Linked DNA regions of Homo sapiens: all the other regions are linked to region 3. A link is a loop called in an ENCODE intact Hi-C map of the cell type or tissue named here. Cell type or tissue: CD4-positive, alpha-beta T cell. All regions are shown on one strand.

Region 1 (8,000 bases), 62 kb after region 3:
AATGGGTGCAGCACACCAGCATGGCACACGTATACATATGCAACAAACCTGCACGTTGTGCACACGTACCCTAAAACTTAAAGTATAATAATAAAAAGAAAAGCTGACTTTTGAAATAAAAAGCAAGATCAAAGGAGGAGGGAGAAAAACATGGAGGAAAATGAGATGACAGATTTGAAGGATTCTTAACTGGTATACTGGGCCTCAAGTACCGGGTATATATATGTCGGGGTAACTGGGAAATAAAGCTAGAAAAGTAGGCAACAATTCGAGCAGGAAGGATCTTACAAGGAGGGCCAGAGTTTGAATTTTGTCCCCAACGCTAGGGGAAACAACTGAAAAATTTTAAGTAATGAACAGGGAACTAATAGTAACTTTAGTTGTATAATAAGCAAATTCACAGGAAGCTGTCAATATGCTATTAAGAAAACTTATATAACTACCATGACAGTATGTTGAAATACTGAAGAAAAGAAATTCCTTTTATTCCTGGAAAAAATTCAAAAGTGGGTTTTCATACAAACAACAAAATCTCATTTTAAAATTTTCTCTATGCCTCAGTTTTCTCAACTATAAAATGAAGATATTAACAATATTTTGCTGGGCTTGGTGGCTCATGTCTGTAATCCCAGCACTGTGGGAGGTCAAGGTGAGTGCACTGCTTGAGCCCAGGAGATCAATACCAGTCTGGGGAACATGGCGAAACCCCACCTCTACAGAAAAAAAATACAAAAATTAGCCGGGCATGGTGGCATGTGCCTGTAGTCCCAGCTACTTGGAGGCTCAGGTGGGAGGATCTCTTGAGCCTGGGAGGTCGAGGTTACAATGAGCCGTGACTGCGCCACCGCATTACAGCTTGGATGACGAAGTGAGACCCTGTCTTGAAAACAATAACAAAAATAGCAACAAAAAAAACCCCAAAACCAATATCTCCTATGATTTTTGTGAGGATTAAATATGTGAATATCCTCAAATGGCTTAGAACACTGCCTGGTATGTACCAAGTGTTCAGTAATGCCAGCTATTATTACTCTTATTATTAGTATCCTGGAATAATTAAAGTTGTTAAGTAATAAGCTCTATATTTCCAAATACAGCAAATACACAAAAAATGAAGTGTAACTAAACAGGGTTTCATGGTGGACAGAAAGAAGCTTACTTAAGTATATATTACAGAAAAAACAAAAAGCCAAGATAATTCTTGAACTCTTGACCTCAAGTGATCAGCCTGCCTCAGCCTCCCAAAGTGCTGGGATTACAGGTGTGAGCCACCACACCTGGCCCCAAGATAATTCTTAATTTCAGGCTTTATATAATTTTTGGAAAGGGATATATATTCAGTATCTGAGGTTGTTAAAGACTATCTTTAAGGAAACTCAAAGAGTTTCAGAACTTTCTAGTTTGGTTGTAATTTTGGGGACTCTACAATATTGAATGTGACTTTTTACATAAGGTCTACGAGCTGTTTTTCCGGATATTATGTAGGCAAGAAAGAACACTTTACATGAGTTTTCTCATTTGATCCCAACAACTATAAGGCAGATAGCTTTAGAATCCTCAGTTTTGAATGAGTGAACCAACAAATACATTAAAAAACTTGTCAAAGATAAGAGGCTAATAAGAGGTTGGACTCAAAAATCCATTCTTTTAACCAATACAGAATCTCTAGCAATTAGAAGAAAACAAAAAGACAAAAAGTTGGGACCACAGAGACATTCAGGATTTTAAAATCCTCTTGTTCTTCATAACTAAATTTCTTGAAGCTCTTTATTCTGATTAAGATATGTCATATTTATTTTTGCAGGCTACTAAAAGAAGTTCCTTTAGACTGAGACATTCAAACAGAAAACTGGGTTCTAAAGCATATGTGAGGATAGCAAAAAAATTCTGATAATAGTTGGCATCTTCTTGCATGTTATTACAGTCATTAATACCAACAATAAATATACATTAATTTTCAGAGGTTTAAATTCCATTAAAAAACATTTCAGAGAAGGGACCTAAGCTCAGTCACTCCTACTCTGTAATGGTAAATTCATTTGGACAGAGGCTGAATTCATTTTCTCCTTCCTAACTGGTAGTGACCTAATAATAAAAGAACATATACAAGTTGATAAATGTGTGAATATAGTGACAACTGCATACATTAAAAATCATTTATTGTAGAAACAACATCAGAAGATGAATGAATTATTGTCAAAATTCAAATATCTACTGGTCAAATTTGGTCAAATACAAATATCTACTGAATGACGGTTATGTACCAGACATTATACAGTAAGCACCCAATATAGCAACGAGGCTGTGTGCAGTGGCTCACACCTGTAGTCCCAGCACTTTGGGAGGCCCAGGTGGGCAGATCGCTTGAGCTCAGGAGTTCTAGATCAGCCTGGGCAACATAGCCAAATTCCATCTCTACACAAAATATAAAAATTAGCCAGGTGTGGTGGTGTGCTCCTGTAGTCTCAGGTACTTGGGAGGCTGAGGTGGGGGGATTGCTTGAGCCCAGTAGGTCAAGGCTGCAGTGAGCTATGATCACACCACTGCACTCTGGTCTGAGCAACAAAGTGAGACCTTTTTTTTGAAACAGAGGCTCGTTCTGTCACCCAGGCTGGGGTGTAGTGGCGTGATCTTGAGACCTTGTCTCCCCCACCACTGCCCAAAAGAGAATATAGTAATGAATAAGACAGATAAAAATTCCACTCTTGCACTCCCATGGAGCTTATGCTCTAGTGGGGAATGTGGAAAATTAAAAATAAAAATATGTTGAGGGGGAAGCGTAGGAGGAGGGAGTGGAGCAGAAAAAATAACTATTGGGTACTGAACTTAATACCTGGGTGATGTAATAATATGTACAACAAACCCCCATGACATGTGTTTATCTACAAACCTTCACATGTACCCCCACATCTAAAATTTAAAAAGAAATGTATAATTTATGAAAAAAGTAGTAATTGTTATGAAGAAAAAATAAACCAACATAAGAGTCTAGTAACTAGAATAGGAATGTTATTTAAGGTAAAAATTTGGCCAAAGAGAAAGTCATGGAGGTATTAATAAAGTGAGATGAGTACATAATAATTAAAATTCATGGTAACTCAGAATTGTCAAAAAATATTTAAATGCTATACATGGCATAGTATTGTTTTATATGTGATAGAACCTTAGAGTTCAACTCCTTAATTTTACAGGTTGTATAATCTGTTCCCAACTGAGCATTATAGCACAACAGTGTAATAATTTTATAGCAAAAAACCCACCAATAAATAATTGTCATTCATTTAGAGAAGAAAACTAGGTAATAGTAACTTTTAAAAACAGTTCTAGGAAAATGTCTAAAATTTGAAAGCTGCTACACTTAAAAATGGTTAAGTTCACTGTAAGACGCGAATACAAAGACAGGGTGGTGGAGGAGGCATTATTATAAACAATATAACTAGATTACAGATGTAGTTATGTCAGAATAACAACATGGCAGTAGATGATAATTCTTAAATTAGACCTAAAAGTTCTAAGTAGACTGAATAATCTTTGAAAATAAATTTAATAAATTTCAGTCTACCTATATCTATATACTACATAGCATGTATATAAATATACTATATATCTATATGTAAGTATCTATATATTACAATGTTATAGTATTTATAAAAATGAGTATTTCTTCATGTAATGTATTTTCTCATCTAAATGAGATGTTTACAAAAGTATAATTTTCATAACTACATTAAAAAGCAGGCTTTCATTATATGAATAACAGATTAAATAATAATTTATTAAAAGAAGAGTTTGAAAGAATTCGGTTTGTGCAAAAACATTTTACTCGCAAGAGAGTACCAGTAATTGGAAGAGTTAATCTGAAGACATCTGAAGTACAAAAATCTTAGACTAAGTTGAGTTCTCCCCCTAGTGGAACTTGAATATGATCTAAGATATTTCCATGACTAAGAAAATAACCTAAAATATATTACTTTGATAACTGAAAAAAGTTTCAGGTTTTAATGAAAGATCTATTTATGAATCTTAATCTGTATTAAAAATATACCTCTATATATCTATATTTATATAGACATATACATATAATTAAATATTGAAACCTTAAGACATCTACTGAAAACTCATTTACTAAGCAAATTAACAGCAAGTTAGCCAAAAAGCACTCAGTCCTAAGACCTGAAAGAGAAACAGAAATACTTCAAAAGTAGAGGAGTAAGAAGTTCAGAAAAATACAGCAATTTAGGAAGATGCAGCAACATGCAGAATGGCACAGAATTCTGAAAGAATGTGATAGGTGCAGGAATAGGATAATTCACAGTGGGCAGAATACAGCATGTATGTGTAGGTGATGAGGATGGGGAGATAATGGTGAGAGATGAAGCTACAAATTCAGTTTGGGCAATAATAAAAAGGATTTTATGCTAAGGAGTTTCGATATGATTGGTATTTAAAAGGTAGTCAATGAAATTTCTATGTTTTAGAGAGACAGCTTTTTTAATCTGTAGAAGAGCTGAAGCTGGAGAAAAGGAAACTGGATGGGAGGTTACAACAACAGTTCAGGTAAGGGGTAAGCAGATGAACTAACGGAGTGGTAGGGAGAAGAGAAATGTTATTATAGACTCAAAAAAGTTTGAAAAATGACTCAAATTACCTTTTATTTAGTTTTATACTTACTTAGACTTTTCTATTTTGAAAGATTGAAGAGTTGGCGATATGCAAAACTGAGAAGCTGGGAAAACTAAACTGTATAGATCAGAAATGTATAGGAAGATGACACAATCATAAGGAAAGGCAAAAGAGTGATTGTCATAAAAGTCAGGATAGGGAACAGGGTGTGACTGAATAGACTTCTTGAGTACAGGCAATTTTGTCTGTCTTAACCTTGGTTAGAAGTTTTATGTATAATATTTGTACACATACAATGTAACTTTGTTTTATTAACTTCTCTGTACATCATGTTTCATAATTTTTAAATTATTAAACCATTTAGAAAATTATTGGTAAGGGGAAACAGGCTGGGGCTGGAGATAAATTATGATTCACTGTTGCAACAATTAGTGGTCCCCAACCTTTTTGGTACTAGTGACAGATTTCGTAGTCCATAGAGAGGGTGGGAGAATGGTTTCAGGATGAACTGTTCCACCTCAGATCATCAGGCATTAGATTCTCTCATAAGGAGAGTGCAACCAACACCCCTGACATGTGCAGTTCACAATAGGATTCGTGCTCCTGTGACAATCTAATGATGCCACTGATCTGACAGGAGGTGGAGCTCAGACAGTATGCTGCTGGCTGCCCGCTCACCTCCTGCTGTGCGGCCCGGTTCCTAACAGGCCATGGACTGATACCTGTCTGTGGCCTGGGGGTTGGGAAACCCTGGTAAAGATGGTTCCTGAAGCCATGTAAGTGAGACCCTTCATTTGGGTATAGTTTGTAAAAGCCAAAACCTCGGATTTCAGAGGAATACACACATCCACGACTGATAAAGATGACTGTAAACAACAGTTAAACAAGAAAAAAGAGAGTCAAAAGTAAGTGGTGGTAGCAAAGTTAGGGGAGGTGAGAATGCAAGGAGGACGAAATGGTCAAAAACAAATGCAATAAGCATGAGCAGGCAAATACTGAAAAAATAGCAACAAATTTGGCAATTAGGATTCCAGTGACCACTTTATCAAGAGCCAGTTGATGATAATATACCCCTACTATAATAACAGTAACAATTCTATCACCTCACACCTGTTAGAATGGCCATTATCAAAAAGATGAAAGACAGTAAGTGCTGGAGAGGATGTGGTGAAAAGGGAACTCTTACACACTGTGGGTAGAAATGTAAATCCTCAAAAAATCAAAAACAGATGATATGATCTAACAATTCCACTACTGGGTATATATCCAAAGGAAATTAAATCAGTATGTTGAAAAGATATCTGCACTCCCGTGTTCACTGCATTATTCACAATAGCCAAGACATGCAACCAACCTAAATGTCCATCAGTAGATGAATGAATAAAGAAAAAGTGGTTTACATATACACAATGGAATATTATTCAATCTTAAAAAGGAAGGAAATTCTGTCATTCACAACAACATGAATGAGCCTGGAGAACCTTAAGTGAAATTGAAATAAGCTAGGCTCAGAAAGACAAACACTACATGATCTCACATGTGGGATACAAAAAGTTGAACTCAAAAGTACAGAGTAGAATGGTGGTTACCAGGGGCTAGATGCGGGGTTAGGGGTAAAGGATTGGAAGATGTTAAAAAAAATTCCATGAATTTTCTATTTTTCAAAAATAATGTAACACATTACATTTCATTTTAAACAAAAATCCTGCATACCAGGTTCTTCGTTTTAATAAATATTTCAGAATCAACAAAAAGAGTGATTTAAATTTTACTATTTTGTGATTAAGATGTATAGAAATATGGCAAATTCTTAGGATTTTCTTGATGTTTAGAAAAGTACAGACTAATGCTAAAATCACATACGATAGCATGATTTAAACAACTGATTACAAATATATTATGCAGTTGGCTCATGTCTGAGGTTTTTCTGAATATGTGCACTTTATGGGGACTACTACCAGCAGAACATAAAGGATACCTTTTTATAAACATACAAATCATAATGTGTTGTGGTTACTTTTGATCCAGATCAAAAAATGAAGTTATAATATAATATGTAAGTTTGGAAATTAATTACATTTGAAATTGAAATTTAAAGACAAAAGGAAATTTCAGGTGGGAAGAAAATTCTAGATGTTACAGCAAAGACTATTGTGACTTGGAGTACAATATAATTAAAGACTTTGAAAGACATAAGATTTTAAACATAGTATTTTGTCCATAGGGAAAACTTACTACTTTTATCATATTATACAAGAAGTAAGGCATAAGAAGTGACAAAACACATTTATTTTTATTAAAAAAATTTTTTTTTGAGACAAGGTCTCATTCTGTCACTCAGATTGGAGTGCAGTGGCTTGATCATAGCTCCTTGTAATATGGAACTCCTACTTCTGGCCTCAAGGGATCATTCCACCTTAGCCTTCCAAGTAGCCAGAGCTACAGGAGTGTACTATCATGCCCTCAGCTAATTTTTAAAAATTGTTTTGTAGAGACAGGGTCTTATTCTATTGCCCAGGCCGGTCTTGAACTCCTGGCCTCCAGCAATCCCCTGACCTTGGCCTCTCAAAGCACTGGGATTACAGGCATGAGTTACTGTGCCCTGTAAAAACATATTTATTTTTAAAGCTTTGAATTTTCTTTTGAAGATAGTTTTGATAATATAGAAATATGATAAATTTTCACTAAAAAATGGACTTGGAGCACAGTCAACACCACCAAAAAAAACAAAACAAAACAAAACCCAGGTACGTTGATTCAGCAAAATTAAAAACTTTTGTGATAAAAACACTATCAACAAAGAAAAGGCAACAAACATAATGGGAGAAAATATTTGCAAACCATATATATGATAAGAAAGTGATACTGAGAATATATAAATAACTCCTATAACTCAACAACAAAAACAACAAACAACCTGGTTCAATTAAGCAAAGGACCTGAATAGCCATTTCTCCAAAGAAGATATATAAATGCGAAATAAGCACATGAAAGTATGCCCAACATAGCTCATCATTAGGGAAATGCAAATCAAAACCACAATGAGATACCACTTCACACCCATTAGGATGGTACTTATAAAAACAACAACAGAAAATTAACAAGTGTTGGTGCAAATGCGGAAAAAATGAAATCCTCATGCATTGCTGGTAGAAATGTAAAATGGTGTAGGTTCTGTGGAAAATGGTATGGCAATTTCTTAAAAAAATTAAACAATTACTATATGATCCAGCAATTCCACTTCTACGTACTCAAAAGAAGTTAAAGCAGGGACCTGAACAGAAATTTGTACACCTGTATTCATAGCAGCATTATTCACAATAGCTCAAACATGGAAGCACCCTAAATGTCCATCAATGAATGAACAGATAAAAAAT
Region 2 (8,000 bases), 220 kb before region 3:
CACCTTCATCAGGAGTAGATTCCATCTCAAGAAACCAGTTTCTTTGCCTATCCATAAGAAGCAGCTGTATATCCGTTCAAGTTGGATTATGAGATTGATGCAATTCAGTCACATCTTCAAGCTCCACTTCTAATTCTTATCTTGCTATTTCCACCATATCCATAGTGACTACCTCTACGGAAGTCTTGAACCCCTCAAAGTCATCCATTAGGGTTACAATCAACTTCTTCCAAGCACTTGTTAATGTTGATATTTTGGCCTCCTCCCATGAATCCCAAATGTTCTTTTTTTTTTTTTCCTTTTTTCTTTTTTTCAGACAGAGTCTCACTCTGTCACCCAGGCTGGAGTGCAGTGGCGCGATCTTGGCTCACTACAACCTCTGCCTCCTCAGTTCAGTGGCGAAATCTCAGCTCACTGCAACCTCTACCTCCCAGGCTCAAGCGATTCTCATGCCTCAGCCTCCCAAGTAGCTGGGACCACAGGCATGCGCCACCACACCCGGCTTATTTTTGTATTTTTAGTAGAGATGGGGGTTTTGCCATGTTGGCCAGGCTGGTCTCGAACTCCTGGCCCCAAGTAATCCACGCACCTTGGCTTCCCAAAGTGTTGGGATTACAGGCATGAGCCACTGTGCCCACTCCCAAATGTTCTTAATGACATCTAGAATGGTGAATCCTTTCGTGAAGGATTTCTATTTACTTTGCCCAAATCCATCAGAGGAATCACTCTATGGCAACTATACCTTTAGGAAATGTATGTCTTAAGACTTGAAAGTTGAAATTACTCCTTGACCCATGGGCTGCAGAATGGATATTGTGTTAGCAGGCATGAAAACAACACTAATCTTGTACATTTGCATCAGAGTTCTTGGGTGGCTAGGTACATTGTTAATAATCAGTAATATTTGGAAAGGAATCTTTTTTTTTTTTTTGAGCAGTAGGTTTCAACAGTTGGCTTAAAATATTCAGTAAGCCATGCTGTAAACAGATGTGCAGTCGTTTAGGCTTTGCTGTTCCATTTATGGAACACAAGCAGAGTAGATTTAGCATAATTCTTAGGGGCCCTAGGATTTTCAGAATAATAAATAAGCATTGGCTTCAACTTAAAGTTACCAGCTACGTTAGCCCCTAACAAGAGAGTCATCCTGTCCTTTGAAGCTTTGATGCCACATATTTACTTCTCCTCTATAGCTATGAAATCCCTAGATGGCATCTTCCTCCAATATAAGGCTGATTTGTCTACATTGAAAATTTGTTTAGTGTAGCTATCTTAATCAGTGCTCCTAGCTAGATCTGTTGGATAACTTGCTGTACCTTCTACATCAGCACTTGTGGCTTCACCTTGCACTTTTATGTTGTGGAGATGGCTTCTTTCCTTGAATCTCATGAACCAAACTTTGCTATCTTCTACCTATTCTTCTGCAGCTTCCTCACCTCTCTCAGTCTTCACAGAATTGAGGAGAGTTAGAACCTTGCTCTGGATTAGGCTTAAGGGAATGTTGTAGCTGGTTTAACCTATCCAGACCACTAAAACTTTCTCTATACCAGCAATAAGGCTGTTTTGCTTTTTTGTGTTCACTGGACTAGCATTTTAAATTTCCTTTAAGAACTTTTCTTTTGCATTCACAACTTGCGTACTGGCAAAATAGGCCTAGCTTTTGGCCAGTCTCAGCTTTTGACATGCCTTCCTCACTAAGCTTAATCATTTCTAGCTTTTGATTTAAAGTGAAAGAAAGTGTGACTCTTCCTTTTACTTGAACACTCAGAGGCCATTGTAAGGGTTTTTTTGTTGTTGTTGCTGTTGCTGTTGTTTTTTGGTTTTTGGGTTTTTTTTTTTTTGCATTTAGTAGTGCATTTTATTTATTCTAAGTTGCATACATTTTTACATTTTTAACATCTGTGCAATTGAAATGGATCTCACAACTGATAGACTCTTAGATTACAGCTGGACACAGAGGCTAACACCAGTAATCCAGCACTTTGGGAGGCCAAGGCCGGTGGATCACTTGAGGTCAGGAGTTCAAGACCAGCCTGGCCAACAGGGTGAAACCCCATCTCTACTAAAAATACAAAAATAGGTGGTGGCATGCACCTGTAATCCCAGCTACTTGGGAGGCTAAGGCAGGAGAATCACTTGAACCCAGGAGGCAGAGGTTGCAGTGAGCTGAGATGGTGCCACTGCACTACAGCCTGGGCAACAGAGTGAGACTCCATCTCAATAAATTAAAAAAAAAAAAGGCTGGGTGTGGTGGCTCACACCTGTAATCCCAGCACTTTGGGAGGCCAAGGCAGGTGGATCACCTGAGGTCAGGAGTTTGAGACCAGCCTGGCCAACATGGCAAAACCCCGTCTCTACTAAAAATACAAAAATTAACCGGGCATGGTGGCTCACGCCTGTAATCCCAGCTACTCGGGAGGCTGAGGTGCGAGAATCTCTTGAACCCGAGAGGCAGAGGTTGCAGTGAACCGAGATAGTGCCACTGCACTCCAGCCTGGGTGAAGAGCGAGACTCTGTCTCAAAATCATAAATAAATAAATAGAAATTAGCTTTTCAGAGAGACAGAGGTCTTGTCTTGTTGCAGTCTCAAAAAAAAAAAAAATTTAAAGGAAAAGCAGTATTCAATGTCAGTGAGTCTTCCATTGTAAAGTTACTAATTGGCCTAATTTCAATATTGTTGTGTCTCAAGGAATAGGGAGGCCTGAGAAGAGGAAGCGAGATGGGTGAACAGCTGGTTGGTGGATCAGTCAGAACACACACATTTATCAATTAAGTTTGACATTTTATGTGGGCTTGGTTCATGGTACCCCAAAGCAATTACAACAGTAACATCAAAAATTACCACATATTACTATAACAGATAATAATGAAGTTTGAAATATGATAATTACCAAACTGTGACACAGAGAACACATTTTGTTGGAAAAATGGTGCTGACAGACTGGCAGACACAGTTACCACAAACATTCAATTTGTAAAAAATGCAGTATTTGCAAAGCGCAGTAAAGGAAAGCACAGTTAAACAAGGTATGCTTGTGTAAATTTATTTACCAGATTTTATAATACCAAAACCAAACAATATCCCTTAGAATTTATAAGAGTAATATCTTTATATCACAGTAAGCTCACTACCTCATTGGTATAGATGTTTAAATAAATTTAAGATTTAGACAAATTCATAAATTCTACCTCCATACTTTTATAAGGTTTTGGAGTCAGAAAGGGCCTTGGAGGTTTTCTAGCTCCTCATCTTTAAGGTATGTAAAATATCTGGAGTAGATCCGTAATGTCATGGAGACTAACAGTGGTTCTCACAAAATGTCTCCTGATACCCTGTTAGAGACAAAACATTGACCTAGAATGGTCTGGGTCGTGACGCACTGTGATGCTTCTCATCTTGTGAGTTAGAAATTTTTCACCCACTTGGTGGCCAGAAACAGACCACATAGAGTTTTGATGCTCTGAGACAGTGTGCTCACATAGGTAATTATATAGTTGCAGTTATAAATCCTGTTTGGCTAAATGTAGGCTCTGACAAGCCTTTGAAGGTGGGAAGTCTCCTGCATTGTAATCTAAAATCTTAAATCTAAGAAGGACAAATGTGGAAAATCAAATTATGATTTTAAAGATGAAATTGGGGTGAATGGTTAATGCTGACAGAGCTAAAAGCGCCATCATCTGGTCCAGAGTAGGGGATTTCACACGTTGCTTCTTGGCAGTAAACAGTAGAATCTCAGAGGTGCGGAAGCCAAAAACCTCTGCAGAACAACTATAACCTCTTCCTGAACAGCCACCTCTGTTGCTTGGTATGCAGAATAAAAGCTTTCTGAAACAGGGTTTGACATGTCTCAAAATAGATTTGAAAAGTTCTCACCATACCTGCTGCTTCTGTTGGTTTACATATAACATACATATTCCAAGTGATATATATGCACATATATATAAATATGTACATATATCCACTAAGTTCTTTGGCATAAGTTATTTCTAGTTTTAGATTTACTTTGCTAAAATGAAAACCAATCATCTAATTTATACCTTAGTGAAAGTAAGATGAAAATGTTTATAAAGAAACAGCTTACAAGCATTCTTTAACTAGGATGGTTACATATTTTTGTTTTGTAAACTGAGCTTTCACAACTATCTTCAGGACAACAAAAATTGTGGGAAGATAATAGAAAATACTTAGCTGGAAGAGAAATGGCACTTTCTCTTCAAACGAAAGAAATTTGGATTTCATCTAAGAAAGGACAGAAAAGAAAGAGCAATGTAACTTGGTGCTTCATTCTTTCTAAAACAGCACCTAGCAAAAACAAACTGGAATTTTATATCGAATCTTGAATCTAGTTTATTTCAGTGTCAGGTACCATTCTTTATAGATTGGGGATGAGGGAAGGTATTTAAGGTTCCTTTAAGATAGTTAAGATCTAGAAACAATGTTGAGTTTAGTTCTTAGAAAAATTACACAAAGGAGAAGAAAATAGTTTGTAAAGTATATTGAGTTCCTGTGAAAGGGATTAAGCAAAGGTGGTATCCTTGCAACTTTTTTGGGTCTTTTTCTAACACTAAATAGAGGCAACAGGATATAGAAAGGGCTTGGCCTAATTCGAATCCTAGATTTACTACTTGTTAGCTATGTGATCTTAGGAAGTCATTTAACCTCTCAAAACTTCGGTTTCCTCATCTATAAAAATAGAGTTGAAGGCTCGGTGCGGTGGCTCACAACTGTAATCCCAGCATTTTGGGAGGCCGAGGCGGGTGAATCATGAGGTCAGGAATTCGAGACCAGCCTGGCCAACATGGTGAAACCCCATCTCTACTAAAAATACAAAAAATGAGCTGGGCGTAGTGGCGGGTGCCTGTAATCCCAGCTACTCAGGAGGCTGAGGCAGGACAATCGCTTCAACCTGGGAGGCGGAGGTTGCAGTGAGCCGAGATTGTGCCACTGCACTCCAGCCTAGGCAACAGTGAGACTCTGTCTCAAAAAAAATAAAAATAAAAATAGAGTTGTAAATTGTGTGAGGATTAAATGAAATAATGTGTAAAACCATCTAGCAGACAATTTGGGAAGATGAAAAAGTGCTGGAGATGCATGGTGGCGATAGTTGCACAACAGTGTAAATATACTTCATGCTACTGAACTATATACCTAAAAATGTATTAAACGGTAAATTTTACCACAATTTAAAAAATCCACCTAGCATATGGTAGGTGATGCCTACCTTATGCTTTTTCCCTTGCCTTCTTTAAAGATACAATTTTCTTTTAATTCTCAAAAAATAACAAGTTGTATAGCAGGAGATGTTGCATAAAGCTGTCTTAAATTGCATTCATAATTTACAGTAATGTTTATATATTTTGATTACCATTTGATTGAGCTACACTTGGACCTCATTCTTGTTTGGAACTATTCTGCCTTCAAGATCTTGAAATAAGAGCTTCCCGTCTCTGACCACAACCTCTATCTCAATCTGCAGCTATCACTCCTGAGTCTGCTTTGTGACCTCATTTTGACCTCCTATCTCTAGCCTAGCTCTATTCTTCTGAGTTGGCAGACCCTCTTACTTTTGTTTTCTTGAGCTCTACAGTCAGCGATTACAGTGTCCTCTTAAACAATTGTAGATTCTTTCTCCCTTAACCTTCTGGCATGTCCACCTTCCCAACCTCCAGTCATACTTTTTTTCTATTTAGCTTGCTGAACATTTTGGGGAAAGTTCTCAAATAAGACCATTAGCGCTTTAGATAAGCTATCTCATTTAATTCAGTCCTCTTAGCATCCCTGGGGAAATATTATGTTACTCACTTTATGGATGGTGGAACTGAGGCTCAGAGTGGTATGGTGACTCACCCAAGGACACTTAGTTACATATAGATTTGGGATTTAAACCCAGGTCTGTCTGATATCCAAGCCTACATTCATTGTATCCCTTTGGCCCTGTTCTCTCTACTATGTTTTTCCCACCTTTTTTTTCTTTCTTACTGACTATAGAATAGACCTTTTCTACTCTCAAACTTTGAATCGACCACCAACCATAGTAGATAGTTTAACCCACTTTACTGAACCAATTGGAGGCATCCAGCAGAAACTCCTTCAACATTATTTTCTTCATATGGGCTCTCATTTCTCTGCCTCATTGCTGATAAAGTACCCTCCTTTATCTTACTGATTCCACTTTCTCTCCTGGGCCTTGCTTTATGATTTATTTGTATTCTGCCTCCTTTGAGATATCCTTTCATATTGATTATTTTCCCTCTACCTTAAAAAAACCTGAAAAATATCTATGAGCAGTCTTATAGTAATTGGTGATCTCAGTGAGAGCCATTTCAGGAGAGAAATGAGTACAGATTCCAGAAGGCAGAAAGCTGATAACTGAGTAGGAAATATGGAAGTTGAAAATGATGAGGGCAGACTTCTTTAATAAAGGCTTACGATGAAATGAGTAGGGGCTGTATGATCAAAGGATTGTTTGTTTGTTTTTTTTAAGAGATTGGGTAGATTTAAACACGATTACATGCTTTAAAAAAGAGAAAAAAGGGAGAGGTTTGTAGAGTAAATACCCCAGAGTGGAGATTCAAGGGATTAGCCTCAAATGCCTTTATATACAGACTGTATCCATCTTTATAAGCCCAGCTGAAATGACACCTCTCTGAAACTCCTTTTGATTGGCTCAGAAGCAAGTTTTTCTCTGATTTCCTGTAGCAGCTTATACATCTCTCATGGCATTTAACACATATTGTCTTGAATAACAGTGTAGTTATTATGAGCTTTACTGTCTGGGTTTGATTCCTGGCTTCACCACCTACTAGCTGTGTGATTTTGGGCAAATTGCTTATTCTCTCTGTACTCAGTTTCCTTATCTATAACATGGGGATAATATTAGTAGCTACATCGTTGTTATGAGGATCAATATCTGTAAAGCTCTTAGAACATGCATTTTTCTTCTACTAAATTTTAAGGTCTGGCAGGCGCGGTGGCTCACACCTGGTAATCCCAGCACTGTGGAAGGCTGAGGTGGGGGCAGTGGGGAGCGAGGGGTTGTTACTACTCCAATGTAACTGCTTTCTCAGAAATTAAGGCAAAAAGTCTTACTGACCATGTAAAGGAAATCCAACAATTATAAACAGTCTCTGCCTTTAAGGAGCTTATAGTCTAGTTAAGAAACCAGACTTAAACATATGAAAAGTTAAACATTGGCCAGGCACAGTGGCTCATGCCTATAATCCCAGCACTTTGGGAGGCCAAGGCAGGAGGATCACCTGAAGTCAGGAGTTCAAGACCAGCCTGACCAACATGGAGAAACCCCATCTCTACTAAAAATACAAAACTAGTTGGGCATGGTGGCACATGCCTGTAATCCCAACTACTTGAGAGGCTGAGGCAGGAGAATCACTTGAACCCGGGAGGCAGAGGTTATGGTGAGCTGTGATCACACCATTGCACTCCAGCCTGGGCAACAAGAGCAAAACTCCATCTCAAAAAAAAAAAAAAGAAAAAGAAAAAGTTAAACATTTAGGTAATGGTTCTAGTAGTAGGCCATAAAGGAGTTCATGATTAATTATGTTAATTGTACAGACAATGATGACTCTGGAATTTAGGGAAGGGATTTACTTTAGTCCAAGTTAGTCAAGGAAAACTTTATTGGGCTGGTGGAATTTGAACTTAACCCTGAAAAGTGAGTATAGTTTGGGTAAGAGAGAGACTAATCCAGATTTCTTGTTGATGAATTTCAGAGTACTTTGTCCTTTAATTTTTTTCTTTTTTTTTCTTAAGATGGAGTCTCGCTCTGTCGCCAGGCTGGAGTGCAGTGGCGCAATCTCGGCTCACTGCAACCTCTGTCTCCCTGGTTCAAGCGATTCTCCTGCCTCAGCCTCCTGAGTAGCTGGGACTACAGGCGCGCACCGCCATGTCCAGCTAATTTTTGTATTTTTAGTAGAGATGGGGTTTCACCATGTTGGCCAGGATGGTCTCAATCTCCTGACCTCGAGATCCGCCTGCCCAGCCT
Region 3 (8,000 bases):
CCTTAACTCATGAGGCCAGCATCATCCTGATAACAAAACTTGGCAGAGACACAACAAAAAAACAAAATTTCAGGCCAATATCCCTGATGAACATTGGTGTGAAAATCCTCAATAAAATACTGGCAAACCGAATCCAGCAGCACATCAAAAAGCTTATCCACCACGATCAAGTCAGTTTCATCCCAGGGATGCAAGGCTGGTTAAACATATGCAAATCAATAAACGTAATCCATCACACAAGCAGAACCAATGACAAAAACCACGTTTATCTCAATAGATGCAGAAAAGGCCTTCAACTATATTCAACAGCCTTCATGCTAAAACCTCTCAATAAACTAGGTATTGATGGAACGTATCTCAAAATAATAAGAGCTATTTATGACAAACCCACAGCCAATATCATACTGAGTGGGCAAAAACTGGAAGCATTCCCTTTGAAAACTGGCACAAGACAAGGATGCCCTCTCTCACCACTCCTAGTCAACATAGTGTTGGAAGTTCTGGCCAGGGCAATCAGGTAAAAGAAAGAAATAAAGGGTATTCAATTAGTCAGAGAAGAAGTAAAATTGTCTCTGTTTGCAGATGACATGATTGTATACTTAGAAAACCCCATTGTCTCAGCCCAAAATCTCCCTAAGCTGATAAACAACTTCAATGAAGTCTGAGGATACAAAATCAATGTGCAAAAAATCACAAGGATTCCTATATACCAATAACAGACAAACAGAGAGCCAAATCATGAGTGAACTCCCATTCATAACTACTAGTAAGAGAGAAAAAACCAGGGAATACAACTTACAAGGGATGTGAAGGACCTCTTCAAGGAGAACTACAAACCACTGCTCAAGGAAATAAGAGAGGACACAAACAAATGGAAAAACATTCCATGCTTATGGATAGGAAGAATCAATATTGTGACAATGGCCATACTGCCCAAAGTAATTTCTAGATTCAATGCTATCCCCATCAAGCTACCATTGACTTTCTTCAAATAATTGGAAAAAACTACTTTAAATTTCATATGGAACCAAAAAAGAGCCCGTATAGCCAAGACAATCCTAAGCAAAAAGAACAAAGCTGAAGGTATCACGCTACCTGACTTCAAACTATACTACAAGGCTACAGTAACCAAAACAGCATGGTACTGGTGCCAAAACAGATATATAGACCAATGGAACAGAATAGAGGCCTCAGAAATAACGCCACACATGTACAACCATGTGATCTTTGACAAACCTGACAAAAACCAGAAATGGGAAAAGATTCCCTATTTAATAAATGGAAAACTGGCTAGCCATATCCAGAAAGCTGAAACTGGATCCCTTCCTTACACTTTATACAAAAATTAACTCACGATGGATTAAAGACTTAAACGTAAGACCTGAAACCATAAAAACCCTAGAAGAAAACCTAGGCAATACCATTCAGGACATAGGCATGGGCAAAGACTTCATGATTAAAACACCAAAAGCAATGGCAACAAAAGCCAAAATAGACAAATGGGATCTAACTAAACTAAAGAGCTTCTGCACAGCAAAAGAAACTATCATCAGGGTGAAAAGGCAACATACAGAATGGGAGAAAATTTTTGCAATTTATATTTTGCATCTGACAAAGGGCTAATATCCAGAATCTACAAAGAACTTAAACAAATTTACAAGAAAAAAAAACCCATCAAAAAGTGGACGAAGGATATGAACTTCTCAAAAGAAGAAGTTTATGCACCCAAGACATATGAAAAAAAGCTAATCATCACTGGTCATTTGAGAAATGCAAATCAAAACCACAATGAGATACCATCTCATAGAATGGTGATCATTAAAAAGTCAGGAAACAACAGATGCTGGAGAGGATGTGGAGAAATAGGAACACTTTTACACTGTTGGTGGGAGTGTAAATTAGTTCAACCATTGTGGAAGTCAGTGTGGTGATTCCTCAAGGATCTAGAACTAGAAATACCATTTGACCCAGCAATCCCCTTACTGGGTATATACCCAAAGGATTATAAATCATTCTACTATAAAGACACATGCACACACATGTTTACTGCGGCACTGTTCATGATAGCAAAGACTTGGAACCAACCCAAATGCCCATCAATGATAGACTGGATCAAGAAAATGTGGCACATATACACCATGGAATACCTTGCAGCCATAAAAAAAAATGAGTTCATGTCCTTTGCAGGGATATGGATGGAGTTGGAAACCATCATTATCAGCAAACTAACAGAAAAACAGAAAAACCAAACACTGCATGTTCTCATTCTTAAGTGGGAGTTGAACAATGAGAACACATGGACACAGGGAGAGGAACATCACACACCGGGGCCTGTCGTGGGGTGGGGGGCTAGGGGAGGGATAGCATTAGGAGAAATACCTAATGTAGATGACGGGTTGATGGGTGCAGCAAACCACCATGGCACGTGTATACCTATGTAACAAACCTGCACGTTCTGCACACGTACCCCAGAACTTACAGTATAATAAAAAAAAAGAAAAAGCCCTAGGTACTAATTATTTATCCCACCCTTTTAAATGCTGAAGGAGAACATTAATAAGCAGACAGATGGGAGTACTAACAATACAAGACCCAAATAACATATTCGTTCTTACCTGATGTGGACTGCTTCATCATGTTATGCATTAAGAGACAAAGTATAAAAAGTAAAAACATGTAGAATTTATTTAAATAATATTTAAGACATCTGACACACTCAGCACAAGTTTAATAGTTAACAAAATCTTTTTTTATAACATCTAAATCTACTTTAATGGAATCTTAACTTTGCATTATCAATAAAGAGATCGGATTTTAGAATTTCTCTGTGTGTATTAAACAATGCTGGTCCCCCAAAAACATTTAGTAATGAGAAAAGGAAAGCGATAAGTTATTATACAATTTACAAAGAATAAAGCATAAAAATGCAGTATAGTTAATAAGAAAACAGGAAACTGTCATGTTCATAGTCTGATGAAAGGTTTTGACAGGAAACAGCAGAGTTTCTTACTGTATGATAGTAAAAATTCAAACACTAAAAAAACACTATTTATAAAAGATTACAGCTATTCCACGCAAGTTATCATTGAAATTCTACAGCAGGGATAACCTGTAAAGATGAATATTCTGAAGCCCCAAAGGACTTCATCATCATTAAGGATACATAAGTATTTTTAAATTTTTCATTAGTCTACTTTATTGGCTAAACCAGTAGATATTAAGACAGAAATTTCTTTTGTGAAATAGAGAAGTGTCATGGTTTTAGAGTTTTGTAGTCTTTAAATGTAGGTTCTTTATAAGTGATAAAGAAATCTGTGCCGAGAAAATATGATCACCTGGGCAAGTGTCTGTGTGGCTAGAGGAGACAATGTGCTGTGTGTCTGCTTTCTTTTAGCACATCATAGGACACTGGTAACTTAAAAAATTACAGTTGATTTTTTTTTACACTTGGTTTTAAAGAGACGTAACAAGTTATCCTTCAATTTTAACATTGGGGTAATGGAATTAATAATACAATCTTATAATTATATAATGCTTTACAGTTAAAAGTGCTTTCATGCATATTATTTCAACTTAAAAAAAATTTCCCCTGTGTGTGACTGGAGGTTGCACTGTGCAGACAACTACCACTTTCTGAGATTCAAAAGAATAAGAGGAAGGGCTGCATTGGGTATTTTGAAAGACAATCAATCCACAACAAAGTGGAAAAAAGTCATCCACACACCAAAAAAAACCCCTAACCAAATGAACTTTGATCACTACTAGACAGGGTTTAAACCATTGAAGTGAATCATGTGACACCAAGTGAACTGCAAAACAGTTGCAGTAAGTTTCCAAGACTGAGTCATATCAGATTATAAAAGCTCCTATTCGTACATTTGAGTTTGTATAATTAATCTTTATAAAACAAAGAGCTATAGCTTTTTGAGCTAAATGTAGCATTTCTGTAAGTGATATGTAATATATACAATTTTAAATAACAATGTATTTTACTTTTCATGGAAAGATCTAATAATCACATAGTTTGTATTTCTAAGTTCTAGAGGCTTTACTTTTTTTTCCATCCTCAGAGTTTGGTCAGTAATTTTGTTGGATTCCTTATAGAATACCTTTAATAGTTTTCTGTTTTCAAAATCTAAAATAAATGTAATGGGAGATGATATGCAAAATTTATTCTCAATTATCAGCTTCTTTAAACACTGAATTGTAAACATGACAAAGGTTAGACTAGTAATAACCACACAAACAAAATGATTTCCAGAGAATCAGAACAGGAAATCAGTAAAAGTGATCGACTGGAGGTCATGATTTCTTCATTACTTTATTACACAGACAAGAGCCAAAATTCTAATCTACAGTACTTAAAAAAAAAAAACTAAAAAAAATTCAAGAATTTTATTGAAATAATACTAGGTACATAATGCTGAAAATGTTTTTGGTTTTAAGCTAAGTAAATCATAAAAAATATAAAATTTAGAATGAAAAAATTGTAGATTTCATGTAAAACTGTATATAATGCAATAGTTAAAGCTGACGTTTTTAGAAGGAAAAAACATGCACCCACATTAATAAGTAAAAAAGGTAGAAAGGAAAGGAAAGTTTGGAATAGAAGAAACTTACAACTGCACACTTTTTACCTGAGAAGAAGAGAGGGGGAGTCATTTACAGAGAATTCTTAGTCTTTCTACAGTGCATACTTAGATGTATTCAGTATTGTGGGCAAACAAAATGAAACTGCCACTGAATGTCTTCTTCCTGGCAGCTGACACATCTTGATAAAATTGAAACCATTAACATTATTTAGAAGGTACTCTAAGGTCAACGCTGATGAGGCTACGAATATGTGAGGTTCTATGTAAATTTATGACCAATTACAGGAAATAAATCACTTCACACTTGTTTCACTCTGAACTTTTAAAGCTACATCAAAGTACCATGTAGATTTCCTTTGATTTAACCTTCAGCAAAATGAAGCATTTAAAAATTCAAACCTTTAGCAAAACACCCTCATGAAAATGAAGTACTTCTTTTCTATTTGGATTGGATTCTGTTCAGAGGAAATTCTTGTTCTCTAAAGCTATATCATGTGTTTTTTCAGTCCATCAATCAATTAACCAAATATGCACCTAGTGTTTAGGTGACAAGTGTTGTGATGCTGGAAAGGCAAAGACAAATGACAAGGCTCCTGCCCTCAGTTAAAAATCTGAAGGGCAAGACAAAAAAACTAAACAGCTGATTCCAAGGTGGCACACTGTTAAGTAAACCCACAGGAGAAGCAATACACTGGCTAGAAGGGAGAATTCTTAGGGAAGGAGGAAGATGATGATGTTCGAGTTGGGTCTGTAAGGATGAGCAGAGGTGGAGGGAGGAGAAATCAGGCACAGGTGGCATGGGGAAAAGCCTAAGGCCAGAGAATGTATTATGTGTTAGGAAACTGCAAGTGGTTTGGTGTGGCTGGATATAGGTCTCAAAATGAGAGGTGAGAGATGAAACTTGAAAGAAAGCTGGGGCTAAACTATGAAGAATCTTATGCCATGTTAAAGAATTAGAACTTATCACGAAGGTTATGGGTGAGTCACTGAGGCAGTGGAGTAGTGTCATTAGATTTTATCTAATCCTTTATAATATCACACTGTGACTACATAAGTATTTTGTGGTATAGCTGGAACAATAAGAGCACTTATTTAGCCCTTACTATGTCCCAGGCTCTGTTTTAAGTGCTTTTCCAGCATTAATTTACTTAATTCCCCCAATATCTCCCACAAGATAATTGAGGGATGGAGGAAAACTTTTTTTTAGGTGTCAAATCACTCAAGAAATCTGAAAAAATCTTGAACCCGGCCGGGCGCAGTGGCTCACGCCTATAATCCCAACACTTTGGGAGGCCGAGGCGGGCGGATCACGAGGTCAGGAGATGGAGACCATCCTGGCTAACACTGGTGAAACCCCGTCTCTACTAAAAATATAAAAAATTAGCCGGGTGTAGTGGCGGGCGCCTGTAGTCCCAGCTACTTGGGAGGGTGAGGCTGGAGGATGGCGGGAACCCGGGAGGCGGAACTAGTAGTGAGACGAGATCATGCCACTGTGCTGCAGCCTGGGCGACAGAGCTAGACTCCATCTCAAAAAAAAAAAAAAAAAAAAAAAATCTTGAACCCATTCTCCCAAAGATCCGCCTATGTTTATACATAAAATATTTGTAAATACTTTAATAGACCCCATCCATGGGCCCCAGGTTAGGAAACTGTCCAGAAGAGAAAGACTATGAATTTTTAAAATGACCTTGAGATATAACTTGCCTTCCATACAATTTACCCATTTAGAGTGTACAATTTGATGGCTTTTAGTATATGCATAGAGTTGTGCAACCATCACCACAACCAATCCTAGAATATTTTTATCATGCCATAAATAAACCACACACCTCTTAGCTGTCATCCCTTAAAACCCCTCTCTTCCCCTCCAACCCCAAGGAACCACTAATCTACTTTCTTTCTCTATAAATTTATCTATTCTGGACATATAAATGAAATCATACAATATGTGGCCTTCTGTGACTGATTTTTGAAAAATTTATCATCCATGTTGTGGCATGTGTCAGCACTTGATTCCTTTTATTGCCTCATAATTGATCATATGGATATACCACATTTTATTTATCCAGTCATCAGATGATTGACATCTGAGTTGTTTCTACTCTCTAAATATTATTAATAATGCTGCTATGAACATTTATGCAGATGTCTTAGTGTAGACATGTTTTCATGTTACTTGGGTATATACCCAGGAGTGGAACTGCTAGGTCATATAGCAACTCTATGTTTACCATTTGAGGACCTGCTATATACTGTTTTCAAAGTGGCTGTACCATTTTACCTTTCTATCAGCTGTGTATGAGGGTTCCAATTTTTCTACATCCTTGCAACATTTTTATTATCTGTTTTATTATAGCCATCCTAGTAAGTGTGAAGTGGAATCTCACTGTCATTTTGGTTTGCATTCCCTTGATCACTGATGTTGGGCATATTTTCTCATGTCCACTGGCCATCTGGTATATCATTTTTGGAAAACAGTCTATTCAGATCCTTTATCCATTTTATAACTGGGTTATCTTTTTATAATTGAATTGTAAGAGTTCTTTATATATTCTAGATACAGGCCCCTTATCAGGTAAATGATTTGATTTTTTTCTTCCATTCTCTAGGTTGTCTTTTCACTTTCTTGATGGTGATCTTTGAAGCACAAAAGTTTTAAATTTTGATGATGTTCAGCTTATCTATTTTCTTCTCTGCTGCTTGTGCCTTTAATGTCATATCTAAGACAATGAATTTTTCCGTAAGTCTCATTTCCTTTTCCTATAAAAACAGAAGCTTGGCCAGGCACAGTGGCTCATGTCTGTAATCCCAGCACTTTGGGAGGCCGAGGCGGGAGGATCACCTGAGGTCAGGAGTTTGAGTACAGCCTGGCCAACATGGTGAAACCCCGCCTCTACTAAAAATACAAAAATTAGCCAGGCGTGGTGGCAGGCACCTGTAATCCAAGCTACTTGGGAGCCTGAGGCAGGAGAATTGCTTGGCCCCGGGAGGCGGAGGTTGCAGTGAGCTGAGATCGTGCCACTGCACTCCAGCCTGAGTGACAGAGAAAGACTCTGTCTCAAAAAAACAAAAAACAAATAAACAAAAAAGCAGAAGCTTAATCTATAAAGTCAACCACTCTCACTTTTAGTGTTCCATAGAAGAAAGCCTGAAAATCATTCTAGTCATATAGTTGTTTCAGTTTAAAAAATATAGTGAAGAAAAATATTTAAAAATCAGAAATAATGTATCTGATAAGGAACACATATTTAGAATATGTAAAGAACTCTTGCAACTCAATTATAAAAAGACAATCCAATTTAAAAATAGGCGAAGGATCTAAATAAGACATTTCTCTGAAGAAGCTATAAATGGCCAATAAGCATATGAAAACATGCTCAATATCATTAGCCACCAGGAATGTACATC

What was found. A loop is a pair of places that touch in the nucleus more often than their neighbours do. Peaks named below come from ENCODE experiments on the same cell type or tissue, not always from the same donor. Only the 100,000 strongest peaks of a DNase experiment are listed, where the experiment ranks them.
Region 1: it touches region 3 in a loop (4-fold over the local background); 9 of 110 quality-filtered maps call a loop at or near these places.
Region 2: a loop joins it to region 3, with 4 times the contacts of the local background. A loop is called at or near these places in 4 of 110 quality-filtered maps.

Annotation. Positions count from the first base shown.
Region 1 is chr1:92,595,477-92,603,476 of GRCh38, forward strand. All of the region lies in intron 18 of EVI5 (ecotropic viral integration site 5), which reads right to left. Among named protein-coding and RNA genes, the nearest start is that of GFI1, 110 kb to the left of the region's middle. In CD4-positive, alpha-beta T cell, CTCF peaks have their summits at 3,902 (motif pointing left) and 4,102; a DNase peak (open chromatin) is centred at 3,885.
Region 2 is chr1:92,312,527-92,320,526 of GRCh38, forward strand. All of the region lies in intron 6 of RPAP2 (RNA polymerase II associated protein 2), which reads left to right. It also overlaps a transcript of GLMN not described here. Among named protein-coding and RNA genes, the nearest start is that of RPAP2, 17 kb to the left of the region's middle. RefSeq lists a silencer at 5,366-5,660. In CD4-positive, alpha-beta T cell, no CTCF peak of the experiment used is centred here; DNase peaks (open chromatin) are centred at 3,385, 3,725 and 5,485; H3K27ac peaks cover 3,537 bases.
Region 3 is chr1:92,533,422-92,541,421 of GRCh38, forward strand. All of the region lies in intron 19 of EVI5 (ecotropic viral integration site 5), which reads right to left. Among named protein-coding and RNA genes, the nearest start is that of GFI1, 50 kb to the left of the region's middle. In CD4-positive, alpha-beta T cell, no CTCF peak of the experiment used is centred here; DNase peaks (open chromatin) are centred at 3,730 and 4,780; H3K4me3 peaks cover 792 bases; H3K27ac peaks cover 2,498 bases.